2 separate regions of the Homo sapiens genome follow, and region 2 is linked to region 1. A link is an interaction called in ENCODE POLR2A ChIA-PET data of the cell type or tissue named here. Cell type or tissue: GM12878. All regions are shown on one strand. Links, peaks and the distances in the headings refer to the core of each region. The heading gives the core; the rest is flanking DNA.

Region 1 (4,386 bases), core at 387-4,386:
GCACTTTGTGGGGGCTGAGATGAATTGCTTGAGCCCAGGATTTTGAGACCAGCCTGGGCAACATAGGGAGACCCCGTCTACACACACACACACACACACACACACACACACACACACACACACACTAGATGGGCGTGGTGGTGGTGGCCCACTTCTGTAGTCCCTGCTACTCCAGAGTCTGAGGTGGGAGGATAGCTTGAGTCCAGGAGGTCGAGGCTGCAGTAAGCCATGTTTGCACCGCTGCTCTCCACCCTGGGCAACAGAGCAAGACCTTGTCTGAAAAAAAGAAAAAGAATAGAAAAAAAAAGAGCTGTAACTCTACAAGGCTTTTAATGAAAAATAACCATCCCCTGCTCCTCTTCTTTAACCCTTACATATACAACCTACATATACAACTACGCTCCAGTTTCTAGGCTGCTTCTTCTGGTACTTATCTGTACATTTCTTCAAGCAACACTCCCACCTAGGCCTCCCAAAGTTCTGGGATCACAGCTCCACTGTCCCCAGCTCCAATTTTTAGTTAAATCAATACTTAGTGTTTACATCGTTACGGCTGTGAAAATTTTCTTCACAGCTGAGCCATTTGTGTTTGTGCTAAGACTGTGAATCTGTAAAAACTGCTTTTGTTAATTAACATCCAGGACATACGGCTGAGAAACTTCATTTTCTAAAATCATAGTCACAAACTTTGCTATTTGAAATCAGTCAGTGCGAATGGAACATCCTACTCTTGCCAGAAGTTCTGAGCCACGTGGATTACTTTGGCCTCCCAAAGTGTTGGGATTACAGGCACGAGCCACTGTGCCCAGCCTAGATAGTGGGTTTTTGGACACTATATTCTATATTTATCTTGACTTTGTAATTTCCAAGTGGTCCCTCAGCTTGGACTTCTTGATCCCTTCACTTAAAGTTATGCTTACCTCGAACCGATCAAAACACTGTTTCATTTAAATTTTAGCTAGCCTATAGTATCAGCCACTTGGGAGGCTGAGGCAGGAGGATCACTTGAGCCCAGAAGTTTGAGCTTCGCCTGGGCAACATACCGAGACTTCAACTCTAAATAAATAAGTAAATAAATTTTAAAATATAAATTTTAAAGTCAAGCCTTTCCCATATCCTGTTGTATTAGTTCATTTTCACATTACTGATAAAGACATACCCGAAACTGCAAACAAAAAGAGGTTTAATTGGACTTACAGTTCCACATTGCTGGGGAGGCCTCAGAATCATGGCGGGAGACAAAGGCACTTCTTACATGGCGGTGGCAAGAGAAAAATGAGGAAGAAGCAAAAGCAGAAACCCCTGATGAACTCATCAGATCTTGTGAGACTTATTCACTATCATGAAAATAGCACGGGAAAGTCTGGCCCCCGTGATTCAATTACCTCCCCTTAGGTCCCTCGCACGTGGGAATTCTGGGAGATACACATCAACTTGAAATTTGGGTGGGGACACAGCCAAACCATATCATCTGAATGACCATATTTCTTCCTTTTTAATGAGTTGCCCCACAGTTCTTCTAGTGTGTGATCTCTCTGTTGTGGCAAGTTAATAAACCTAACTGTCAAACTACAGATGTGGTCTTTATAAGACAGGCTTATCAATTGTCTTTCCTTTCTTATATAACTCTTTGTTTCCTCTGAAGTTGATAATTGCCTAACCTTTTCTCTTACTTTGTTCTCTCTCTCTCTTTCTCTCTATACATAATAAATTCATCCCCAAAACTGTTCTAAAGAATTATACTCTTTCTTTCAATGCCTTCACCACTTCAGGTAATTCTTCTGGTCTTTCTTTTCTTTTCTTTTTTTTTGAAACCCAGACTCCTGGAGCCCTTCTTCCTCTGGCTCCAAGTTATATTGGTTGTTGTCCTTGTAAAAATATGACTACCTCTGTTCTAACAATAATCTCAAGCCTTCATGGTTAGTTGTCAATGCAACTGCTTCACTGACTCCTGCTTTCCCCCTCCACCTGAAAGGGGTCGAGTCTCTTGACATCTCTGTATCTCCAAAGTCTATCATGGTAATCAAGAAATGTTCTGGCCGGGCGCTGTGGCTCATGCCTGTAATCCTAGCACTTTGGAAGGCTGAGGTGGGCCAGTCACTTGAGGTCAGGAGTTTGAGACCAGCCTGGCCAACATAGTGAAATCCCCGTTCTCTGCTAAAAATAAAAAAATTAGCCCGGCGTGGTGGCGCGCGCCTGTAATCCCAGCTGCTCGGGAGACAGAGGTTGCAGTGAGCTGAGATCGAGCCACTGTACTCCAGCATGGGCAACAGAGCGAGACTTTGTCTCAAAAAAAAAAAAAAAAAAAAAAAAAAAAAAAAGGAGTTCTGTCCCGCCTAGGCACTATAGAGAGACCCTGTCAAGAATGGAAAGAAAGAAATCTTCGAATGAATGAACTAGTGAATGAAGGAATGGATTTCAGCGCTGGAGAATTGAGTTTAAGGGGAATGGTATTATATTCCCATCTTGTTGCAACATTTAAGGATGTCCTCAAGCCCCACGCCAGCCTGGAGCGTAGCCCAAGGTGGGAAAGCAGCGCCGAGGCCTCTCCAGACCCGGCCTGCTCCCCGTTTGCGGAGCACAGCCCACTGTACCCCCGCCTAGATTGAGGCGCTGGCCAGGAGTACACCAGGCGCCGCCATGTGAACTACAACTCCCAGAAGGCCGCGCGGAAGCGGAACGTGAACCAGGGAGGACTTCCGGACGCCAACATCCGGGCCGCGCGGGGAAGGGGAGACGTGGGGTAGAGGTAAGTGTAGGTTGAAGGCTGAATGGGGAGGGCGAGAGATGGGGAGTGGGTCTCAAATATAGAGGGGGTAGCAAGGTGGAAGGGGCCCTTCCACCTTTTGTGGGCACTCAAGTTCGGACCTCTGGGATCGGCGATTCCCCTCTGGCCAGGGCTGGTTTTAATGCTCTCCGTGGGCGGGCTTCGGTTGAGTTTGGTCCGCTTTTCCTTTCTGCTCCTCAGGGGAGCATTGCTTCCTTCTCTCGCAGTGACCATGACGAAATTAGCGCAGTGGCTTTGGGGACTAGCGATCCTGGGCTCCACCTGGGTGGCCCTGACCACGGGAGCCTTGGGCCTGGAGCTGCCCTTGTCCTGCCAGGAAGTCCTGTGGCCACTGCCCGCCTACTTGCTGGTGTCCGCCGGCTGCTATGCCCTGGGCACTGTGGGCTATCGTGTGGCCACTTTTCATGACTGCGAGGACGCCGCACGCGAGCTGCAGAGCCAGATACAGGAGGCCCGAGCCGACTTAGCCCGCAGGGGGCTGCGCTTCTGACAGCCTAACCCCATTCCTGTGCGGACAGCCCTTCCTCCCATTTCCCATTAAAGAGCCAGTTTATTTTCTAACTTCGTTTAGTTTGAGTATGGAAAACGGGTATTGGGGATTCTATGTACTAACGGTCGAGAAGTGAATGTGAAAGAACCACCTTCTTGAGGCCATCTCAGCCTTTATCTTTGCATCTTGCTGGTGTTCCCATTTTTGCTCCCAAGGAGGCAAAGACCCCTTCTCAATATTTCTCAGGATGGAAATGACATTTCACTTTCCTGGTCCTTTCAACCCTGTAGGAAGTACTTCTTTTTTTTTTTTTTTGAGACGGAGCCTTGCTCTGTCGTCCAGGCTGGAGTGCAGTGGCGTGATCTCGGCTCACTGCAAGCTCCGCCTCCCGGGTTCACGCCATTCTCCTGCCTCAGCCTCCTGAGTAGCTGGGACTACAGGCGCCTGCCACCACGCCTGGCTAATTTTTTGTATTTTTAGTAGAGTCGGGGTTTCACCGTGTTGGCCAGGATGGTCTGATCTCCTGACCTCGTAATCCGCCCGCCTCGGCCTCCCAAAGTGCTGGGATTACAGGTGTGAGTCACCGCGCCCGGCGTACTACTTCTTTTTTTTTTTTTTTTTGAGACAGGGTCTCACTCTGTTGCCCAGGCTGGAGTGCAGTGGTGCAATCATGGCTCACTGCAGCCTCACCCTCCCAGGCTCAAACAGTTCTCCCACCTCAGCCTCCAGAGTAGCTGGGACTACAGGCATATGCCACCACGCCACCAGGCTAATGTTTAATTTTTTGTAGTGACAGGGTCTCGCTGTGTTGCTCAGGCTGTTCTCAAACTCCTGGGCTCAAGTGATCCTCCTGCCTGGGCCTCCCAAAGTGCTGTGATTACAGACATAAGCCACCTTACCCGGCCAGAAGTACTTTCTTGAAGCCTAAGTTCCATTCTTCATAACATCCAAGTTTTGTTATTTTTAAGGCCTTCCTGGGTCTTTCCAACCTTTTGGTTCTTTGAGATACCTTTTCTGAGCCTACCCTACCAACCTGAGAATAACTGTGGATCTATCCTTCACCAAACCAGGCAGGTTTAGAATTATGAGTAGAGAATGAACCATCGTG
Region 2 (4,386 bases), core at 150-4,149, 700 kb before region 1:
TCATGGCCCACTGCAGCTTTAACCTCCCAGGCTCAAGTGATCCTCCTGCCTTAGCCTCCTGAGTAGCTGGGACCACATGTGTTTGCCAGCAACACCCAGCTGATTTTTAAATGTTTTTATAGAGACACAGTCTCACTATGTTGCCCGGGCTGGTCTTGACTCCTGAGCTCAAGTGATCCTCCCACTTTAGCCTCCCAAAGTACTGGTATTACAGGCGTGAGCCACTCTGCCTGGCCAGGAGGGTGTTTTTTATGGTCAACCAGATATAGTTGGGGTCAGTTCCCTGGTTATATATATGTAACCAGGTGGCTTGCTCTTAGAACTTTTGAATGTTAACCTCAGCCTGTCCAGAGTTGTTAATATATGTGCAGTCGGTCTTATTGATAACAGTGCAGACTCTACCTTTTTCAGTCAGTAAACAATCCAAGACTAGTCTGTTGTCAGGGCTACAATTGCCAAAGAGTCCAGAGATTCCTGAATTTTTCTTAATGTCTGACTAGTGTTGGTGGCCAGAGATTCTAGGGCCTGAGTTATGTTTCTTAGCATTGACTTGTGGTATGCAAAGCCCCTGCCAAGGGGCCACCACCCCTATTGCTGCCCCAATTCCTGTAAAAATTAATCCTATTGCTCTTTTACTTCTTGTTTTTCTAGATTTTATGGGGTTATGAATGGATACCCCCTGAAGGGATAATGGTGGCCAAAATACATTCACTGGTGTTTCAAGTTTTTGATAAGCAAAATGGAAAGCTATTCCTAGAAGAATAAATGGTTCCCTACAGGGTTGGGAGTGGGTATGGGGTAGGATTTCTTCCCCTAAAGGTGAGCCCAGATGGGTCACAAATTGAATCCTTGCAAGTTATGCCGTCCATTTTTTATTGCCAAACTGGGTCTATAGAGATACCTTTTCCAGGTTCCAATGGGGGTGATTGAGTAGCCCTCGTTTTCCACCAGAGGGTGGTACCTCCATCTTCCCAAATTAAGCAGTCGTTTCTCCCTTGCATGTATTGGTCCTGGAGGAGGCACCATGTATAGTCTCCTTGTTTACCAGTGGGATCCCGTTTGCCCTCCCATGGCCTTGGGAATTTGGCTACTAGGGTTGGGTCAGAGCATCGTGGGGAATTTCTGTCTCTGTGTCATTGTCACAACAATTTGTGCAAAAGATAGTATCATTAGTACACTGGAGCTGTAGATACCCAACATCCTAGGTCCAGGTAATAGTAGGGGGTAGGAGGGTGGTTGGAGAGGAGTCAGGTCAATCTGTTAAGTGTGGGAGAGAGCTGTTTTATAAGTAGGGGCCTAGGTACCAAAGGAACACTATGGCCAATTAGGAGGTTTGGGGAGATGGCTGTGAGGTTTGCAGGGTGCACCAGAAGGTGATGCTCTCTATCCTGAGGGTGCTGATGACAGATTCTGCAATCATGCAGGCTATTTCCTGATGCTATAATTCTAGAAATGTTTACTATGGAGTTTTGTTCCCATTCCACAGCGAGTTAGATTGATTAGGAGCAGGGAGCAAGAAGAACAGGGACAACTGAGTATCACACTGGGCTTTAGGGTGGTCCCTATACTCAATAAGGACAAGTAAGGTGTTTCTCAGGAGGAGGTGGTTGCTACTTATCTGTCTTGTGAAATAGCAACTTTAAGTCTTCCAGAGGTTTGCAGGTGTAGGTCATGGTGTCCTCCTCTTGTGCCTGTAGGGATTCACCAAAAACAGGTTTGTTTAATCCGGGACAGGTGTACCTAGCTAGTGATTCCCCGAAGTTTAACAGCAGTGGGAGTGCTTAACAATACCTAATGGGGAGTGGGTGCCCTTCCATATTGGTTATATTATAATTGATCTTCAAGGAATCCTTCTTTCCAAGTTTTTTTTTTTTGAGATGAAGTCTTGCTCTGTTGCCTAGGCTGGAGTGCAGTGGTGCTATCTTGGCTCACTGCAACCTCCGCCTCCCGGGTTCAAGTGATTCCCCTGCCTCAGCCTTCTGAGTAGCTGGGACTACAGGCATGTGCCACTATGCCCAGCTAAATTTTTTGTATTTTACTAGACACAGGGTTTCACCATGTTGGCCAGGATGGTCTTGATTCCCTGACCTCGTGATCCACCCACCTCGGCCTCCCAAAGTGCTGGGATTATGGGTATGAGCCACTGGCCCGGCCCTTTCCAAGTTTTTTTTTTTTTTTTTTTTTTTTGAGATGGAGTCTCGCTCTGTCGCCCAGGCTGGAGTGCAGTGGCACGATCTCGGCTCACTGCAACCTCCACCTCCCGGGTTCACACCATTCTCCTGCCTCAGCCTCCTGAGTAGCTGGGACTACAGGTGCCTGCCACCATGCCCGGCTAATTTTTTGTATTTTTAGTAGAGACGAGGTTTCACCATGTTAGCCAGTAAGGTCTCCATCTCCTGATCTCGTAATCCACTCGCCTTGGCCTCCCAAAGTGCTGGGATTACAGGCGTGAGCCACCACCCCTGCCCCAAGTTTTTAATAGGACTAGGTGTCCTGGTTAAACAGGGAACAATCTTTTCCTTTGTGGGAAAGGGCAATACTTTATTTTCATATTCTTAGAGTGCCTTTTGAACCTGGTCTCTTAAGTTCCAAAGGGGAGCGGGGGGAAGGTATAGTGAGGCTTGTCCAACCCCTTGTTTCTTGTCATGGCCTGAATTAGTTTTTCAAGTTTCTTTTTTTTTTTGAGACGGAGTCTTGCTCTGTCACTCAGGCTGTAGTGCAGTGGCACGATCTCAGCTCACTGCAACAGCCGCCTTCCAGGTTCAAGTGATTCTCCTGCCTCAGGCTCCCAGGTAGTTGAGATTACAGGCGTTCGCCACCACGCCCAGCTACTTTTTGTATTTTTAGTAGAGATGGGGTTTCACCATGTTGGACAGGTTAGTCTCCAACTCCTAACCTCAGGTGATCTGTCTGCCTTGGCTTCCCAAAGTGCTGGGATTACAGGTGTGAGCCACTGCATCCAGCTGCCAGAGGCAATATTGCTGGCCAAGCTTTTATTTTGTTCCATACCAATGCTGAGGTGGTGTGCTACCTGCCCCAGGTCCCTCATGTCCCTTGGTGGGACGCTGATGGCCAAGGGACTTAGATTCAAGTGACTTATAGCCAATTAAACATTGTAGGCCAGATGGAAGTGGAGGTAGGCAGGCACTCATTATTATCTCTTAAAACCCCTTTTAAGCAATATAAGAGCCAAAACCAGAAGCCAAAAAATAAGGTTATAAAACTGACTTATCTATAAATTCTGTGCATTGAGCTATTGTAATCTTGGCTTGCAGCAATTAGGTTTACAAAACACAAACATTTTGTTCAGCTATTTAGGTATCTGTGTGCCTGTCCTTGATTTGGAAGGTCTGAATTAATTATATCCCTCAAAACCCAGCCCCTATAATCTCTCATGCCCACCTCTTCAGTAGTCCTTGGGCCTGGAGGAATTGAATAGTTTTAAATTCTGTAGATAAAACAACACATAAAGAATTAGCAATGTTTCAAACAAAAAAGTCATAAGCCCTGCCCTAGTTTTGAGAATGACAGGAAAGGAATCTTACAGGTACCTAAACATTTAAATTATTTAGTATCAAGGCATAGAATAAGTTATATTAATTCATATAGAGGCAAAATTATTAAATGAATACAAGCTTGTCCCTGTGTCTCATTAAAGCAGTTTACTTTTTTTTTGAGACTGAGTTTCACTCTTGTTGCCCAGGCCGGAGTGCCATGGCATGATCTTGGCTCACCGCAACCTCCGCCTCCCGGGTTCAAGCGATTCCCCTGCCTCAGCCTCCCGAGTAGCTGGGATTACAGGCATGTACTACCACGCCCAGCTAATTTTTGTGTATTTTTGATAGGGACGGGGTTTCTCCATGTTGGTCAGGCTGATCTTGAACTCCCGACCTCAGGTGATCCACCCACCTCAGCCTCCCAGAGTGCTGGGATTACAGGCGTGATCAACTGCGCCCGTCCTAAAGCAGTTTACTTTGCCCCTTTTGCCCAGGTCTAAAGACAAGGCTTTGGTTAACTTGAGTTTGGTGTTAGATCCTGGCAAGAGTTGGTGCCTTCTCTAGATGAGCTGTCTGTACCCAGGAGTCAAAGCCCTGTAACTCAAAAGCACATTGATTAGTTAATAGCACCCGATAAGGAACTTTTTAAAGGGCTGGCAGTGGTAATGCTGGAGTCCACAACCTGTCAGGAGGCTGTAAAAATATATCACAACCTTGCAGTGATTAGTTTTTATAGCTTTGATAAAGCCCAGCAACAAGCCAGACAATCAAGCTAGGATTCGATTCTGGGGGCATTTGTAAAAGATGTTAAAAAGCCCAAAATACTGTATTGACACAGAACCACAGGTTACTGTAAGTAATAGTTACTTATTTACCCAAAGTGGTAATC

What was found. Peaks named below come from ENCODE experiments on the same cell type or tissue, not always from the same donor. Only the 100,000 strongest peaks of a DNase experiment are listed, where the experiment ranks them.
Region 2: POLR2A ChIA-PET joins it to region 1 with 7 read pairs; 2 of 35 experiments call an interaction of 5 or more read pairs at or near these places.

The regions. Positions count from the first base shown.
Region 1 is chr1:155,138,854-155,143,239 of GRCh38, reverse strand. DPM3 (dolichyl-phosphate mannosyltransferase subunit 3, regulatory) reads left to right here and starts at 2,709. Exons shown (of 2, transcript NM_153741.2): 1 at 2,709-2,749; 2 at 2,995-3,349. The coding sequence starts at 3,000. The coding sequence ends at 3,278. RefSeq lists enhancers at 2,410-2,469, 2,640-2,769. In GM12878, for the core only: no CTCF peak of the experiment used is centred there; a DNase peak (open chromatin) is centred at 2,647; H3K4me3 peaks cover 1,789 bases; H3K27ac peaks cover 972 bases.
Region 2 is chr1:155,840,325-155,844,710 of GRCh38, reverse strand. The region is part of intron 2 of GON4L (gon-4 like); the gene reads left to right. Among named protein-coding and RNA genes, the nearest start is that of GON4L, 15 kb to the left of the region's middle. In GM12878, for the core only: no CTCF peak of the experiment used is centred there; no DNase peak of the experiment used is centred there.